2 separate regions of the Homo sapiens genome follow, and region 1 is linked to region 2. Evidence: read pairs that join two places in POLR2A ChIA-PET (ENCODE). Cell type or tissue: PC-9. All regions are shown on one strand. Region 1 overlaps LOC124904790. Region 2 overlaps AXL (AXL receptor tyrosine kinase).

Region 1 (2,500 bases), 66 kb before region 2:
AGCAAGGCACGGTGGCTCACGCCTGTAATCCCAGCACATTGGGAGGTTGAGGCGGGCGGATCACGAGGTCAGGAGATCAAGACCAACCTGGCTAACACGGTGAAACCCCATCTCTACTAAAAATACAAAAAAAAATTAGCCGGGCGTGGTGGCGGGGTCCTGTAGTCCCAGCTATTCAGGAGGCGGAGGCGGGAGAATGGCGTGAACCCAGGAGGCAGAGCCTGCAGTAAGCCAAGATCGCACCATTGCACTCCAGCCTGGGTGACAGAGCGAGATTCCATCCCAAAAAAAAAAAAAAAAAAAAAAAAAAAAGCAAGGGCGAAACTCAATCTCAAAATAAATAAATAGGTGCAGTGGCTCATGCCTGTAATCGCAGTGCTTTGGAAGGCTGAAATGAGAAGATTGCTTGAGGCCAGGAGTTTGAGGTTACAGTGAGCTGTGATCACTCCATGGCACTCCAGCCTGGGTGACAAAGCAAGAAATACAAATAAAATAAATAATAAGGTGGTTTGGTGGGAGGGTAGAAGGATAGATATGACAAAACAAACATGGGAAAATGTTCATTGTAGAATCTAAGTGATGAGTATGTGGGTGTTTATTATACAATTCTTTAAACTTTTCTTTATGTTTGAAATTTTTTCCTAATAGTGTTGGGAGAAAGTAACATCTATTCTGTGAGCCAGTTATTTCTCCCTTTGGTATTTATCCAAGAGAAATAAAAACTTATGTCTACATAAAACTTTGTAAGAGAATGTTCATCCCAGCCGGGTGCGATGGCTCACGCCTGTAATCCCAGCACTTTGAGAGGCCAAGGCAGGTGGATCACAAGGTCAGGAGATAGAGACCAACCTGGCTAACACGGTGAAACCCAATCTCTACTAAAAACACAAAAAATTAGCCCGGCGTGGTGGTGGGCGCCTGTAGTCCCAGCTACTTGGGAGGCTGAGGCAGGAAAATGACATGAACCCGGGAGGCGGAGCTTGCAATGAGCTGAAATTGCACCACTGCACTCCAGCCTCGGTGACAGAGCGAGACTCCGTCTCGAAAAAAAAAAAAGGAATGTTTATCCCAGCTCTATTATTGGCAAGAGACTGTAAACAGCTCAGATGTCCATCAACAGGAGAATGGATAAACAAACTCAAACTGTGCTTTATTTATACAATGGACTCCTACTCAACTATTGAAAAGGAATGAACTACTAATTCAAACTACTAAAAGGAATGAACTACTAACACACTAATAACGTGAGTGAATCTCAAACATTTTGCTAAGTGAGATTCAAAAAAGGGTGTATTATATAGAATTCTAGTCACAGGAAACTCTAGAAAAGGCAAAGCTAATCTGTGGTTCTAGAAATCACAACAGTGCTTGCTTTTCAAGTGCTTATGAATTGGGAAAAGGCATGATGAATGCTTCTATGGTGATGAACACGTTCTGTGTCTTGAGAGAAATTTGGGTTACATGGGTGTATGCCTTTGTCATAATTGACTGAACTGTAAACCTGTGGATTTCATGGAATGTAAATTATACCCTTTTAAGAAAGCTGATTATAAGTGGGAAAGGATTCTGCACATGCTAAACCAGATAATTTGTCACATAGTGCTTTGTAAGGCTATGTGTATCGGTATGGAAACACTAACAGAGATCCTAGATATATTGCTAGATCAACTTTCTAGAAGTTGTTCAAATTATTGGCTCTGTTGGACTAAACTAAATGAAGCTTAGTTTTGTTGATATAATATATAGTTGATATCATAGATTTGTTGATGTAATGTAGAGGAAGAAATCCAAAGACTGAGGCCAGGCATGGTGGCTTACGCCTGTGATCCCAGCACTTTGGGAGGCTGAGGTGGGTGGATCACCTGAGGTCAAGAGTTCGAGACCAGCCTGGCCAATATGGAGAAGCCCCATCTCTACTAAAAATACAAAATTAGCCAGGCATGGTGGCGCGTGCCTGTAATCCCAGCTACTCAGGAGGCTGAGGCAGGAAAATCACTTGAACCTGGGAGGTGGAGGTTGCAACGAGCTGAGATCGCACCACTGCACTCCAGCCTGGGCAACAGAGCAAGACTCCATCTCAAAACAAACAAATAAACAAAGACTGATATAATAAATGTTGGAGAGTACCTGTTAAGTTTAGAAGATCATACACACCCTAACAATATCTCCTAAGGAAACATGCCTTTCACAATGACATTGAGAAATATACTGGCATCAGAAGCACTAGCATCTTTGAAAAGCCCTGTAACGGCTGGTATAGAGGTAAAAAAATTCAGATGGCTCATTTCAGCCATTGAAATGGGTTCCCTTATTCCAACTGGAATGGCACATTCCAGGACAAAAGATAGGAAATTAAAGATTTGACAGACACCAAACAAGACACACAGATAGCAAAAAGCACATGTAAAAATGCTCAATATCACAAGTAATTAGGGAAATTCAAATTTAAGCCACAATGAGATACCACTACATAACTATCCAAACGACTGGTCATATCAAA
Region 2 (2,500 bases):
CTCTGGAGCCCTGGGGGAAAACGCTTCTCCCTGCCAACACCACCCCCCTGACCCGCCACTTGTCCCTACCCCACCAGTCCACTCCATCTCTGGGGAGGAGGCTCTCACTTTGTCTCTCTGTCTCTGCCTCCAGCTCTGCTATCTCTGTGGGTCTCTGTTTCTCTCTCTTTCACAGTCTCTGCCTTTATCTCTCCCTGCTCTCTGAGTCTCTCTCTCTCTTCTCAGCCTCCCTCTGTGACTGTATCCCCCCTCCGCCCCCACCTTTTCTTCTCTCTTGAGGGCTGTTTCTTCATTTTTTCTGTCTTGCCTTGTATCTGTGCTCCTCTCTGTCTCATCTCCCCTGCCTTTCTCTGGCTTCTCCCTCCGCCACCACCCTTATCTCCCCCCACCACCACCCTTATCTCTCTCCCCCAACCCCTGATTCTTCCCCTCCATCCACCAGCACCAGCGCGACCTGTTAAGTCTCTAGAGACCTAAGAGAGGACGGAGGGGGCAGGGGCTGGCCCTGCCAGGCAGTGCAGGGCGTGGGAGGCTGCCAGATCCCGAGCCTCCTTCCCGACGGGATGGACGCTAGATCCCAGTCCCTTGGGAGGGCTCCCGTCCTCCTCTCAGAGCCTCCGCCCTCCACCCCACTCTGAGGTCACTCTGCAACTATGTCGGCCTAAGGGCCTGGCGGGGTCCTGGCCGCCGGTGGGCAGGCAAGGACAGGGTGGAACTGAGGGCCGGAAGGAGCTGGGGGGTTCCTAAGCTAACTCTTCCCATCTCCCCTCCAGGCACGCAGGCTGAAGAAAGTCCCTTCGTGGGCAACCCAGGGAATATCACAGGTGCCCGGGGACTCACGGGCACCCTTCGGTGTCAGCTCCAGGTTCAGGGAGAGCCCCCCGAGGTACATTGGCTTCGGGATGGACAGATCCTGGAGCTCGCGGACAGCACCCAGACCCAGGTGCCCCTGGGTGAGGATGAACAGGATGACTGGATAGTGGTCAGCCAGCTCAGGTGTGTGGCCACATCCCCGAATCCCACTCCCACCTCCGTCACACAGAGGGCAGAAAGCCCACCTGGGTGGGAACCCCAGTTTGACCACTTGTCAGCCGTGCGGCTTTGAGCATGTGATGGAACCTCTAGGTTTCGTTTTCCTCTTCTGCAAAATGAGTTAATAATAGGACATACTTCGTGGTTGTCATGAGCTTCCAGACTGGACACCCTCTTTCCGTTCTGACAGACCCCCTCCCAGTGTCCAGCTCTGACCCTGAACCTCTCTGTCTCTCCTCTTGCCCTGTCAGAATCACCTCCCTGCAGCTTTCCGACACGGGACAGTACCAGTGTTTGGTGTTTCTGGGACATCAGACCTTCGTGTCCCAGCCTGGCTATGTTGGGCTGGAGGGTGAGCTCTGGGGTCAGGGGTCCTGAGGGGTCAGAGGACATGTGGCGCTCATAGGTTGTGGGAAGTCAGGAATCCTGAGGGGTCAAGGTCAAAGGGTGCTGGAGGATTCAGGATGAACCTAGCGTCATACAGCCTAAGAATGTCAGAGTTTTGGGTGGTCAAGAAGCTGGGAGTCCATATAAGTTATGGTGCCAAGGCTGGGGGATTATATGTTCTGGGTGAAAAGACTTCTTGGGGGTAGTTGGATGTCCTAGGCATCAGACACCATCAGGTCACAGGAGGCCATTCTGGTCTTCAGATAAGGCGTCAGAGGCACGCAACGTACCCCTGTCCCCACGACCCCAGCGGTCTCTTTTTTCTCATCCATAGAATGAGATGAGGATGAGCTGTCAGACATTCTGGAAGAGAGACATGAGGAGCTCAGCTATCGTGGGGGGTCTGACATGGGAGGAATCAGATATTGGGGTCACGTGTGTGTTGGGTATGGCTCAGGTGCCCTCGGGGATCAGATAAGGCAAGTCAATGACCCTGCAGGGTGGGTTTGCTGCCCAAAGCCTACAGCATCCTAGTGGTGAGTCAGGCATCTTGGGGCCTCAGAGGGACCCCAGCCTCTACCACTGCCCACCCCGCTAGGCTTGCCTTACTTCCTGGAGGAGCCCGAAGACAGGACTGTGGCCGCCAACACCCCCTTCAACCTGAGCTGCCAAGCTCAGGGACCCCCAGAGCCCGTGGACCTACTCTGGCTCCAGGATGCTGTCCCCCTGGCCACGGCTCCAGGTCACGGCCCCCAGCGCAGCCTGCATGTTCCAGGTGAGTCCGGGGATGTGGGTCAGCTCCGAATAGGGGGCCGGGCAGGGCTGAAGTCAGGAGCAAGGGAACATTGCTACCTCTGCGTGAGTGTCTGACTGTCCTTCTGTCCCTCACTGTCTGTCTCTCTCGTTTCTCCCTCTGAGTCTGTCTCTGCCTCTCTGTCTCTACCTATCTTATTTCTCTCCGTATGCCTTTTTCTGTCTCTTTCTGTCTCTTGGTGTGTGTGTCTTTCTGTCTCTCTTTGTATGTGTCTCTCTCTCTGTCTCTCTGCTTCTCTCTCCCTCCATTCACCCCGGCCTCTCTCTG

The links. ChIA-PET counts read pairs that join two places held together with the same protein. Peaks named below come from ENCODE experiments on the same cell type or tissue, not always from the same donor. Only the 100,000 strongest peaks of a DNase experiment are listed, where the experiment ranks them.
Region 1: POLR2A ChIA-PET joins it to region 2 with 11 read pairs; 4 of 35 experiments call an interaction of 5 or more read pairs at or near these places.

What each region holds. Positions count from the first base shown.
Region 1 is chr19:41,153,885-41,156,384 of GRCh38, forward strand. The region is part of intron 2 of LOC124904790; the gene reads right to left. Among named protein-coding and RNA genes, the nearest start is that of CYP2S1, 38 kb to the right of the region's middle. In PC-9, no CTCF peak of the experiment used is centred here; no DNase peak of the experiment used is centred here.
Region 2 is chr19:41,219,863-41,222,362 of GRCh38, forward strand. It overlaps AXL (AXL receptor tyrosine kinase), which reads left to right. Exons shown (of 20, transcript NM_021913.5): 2 at 774-996; 3 at 1,284-1,384; 4 at 2,018-2,194. Among named protein-coding and RNA genes, the nearest start is that of AXL, 1.9 kb to the left of the region's middle. RefSeq lists an enhancer at 1,577-2,500. In PC-9, no CTCF peak of the experiment used is centred here; no DNase peak of the experiment used is centred here; H3K4me3 peaks cover 1,037 bases.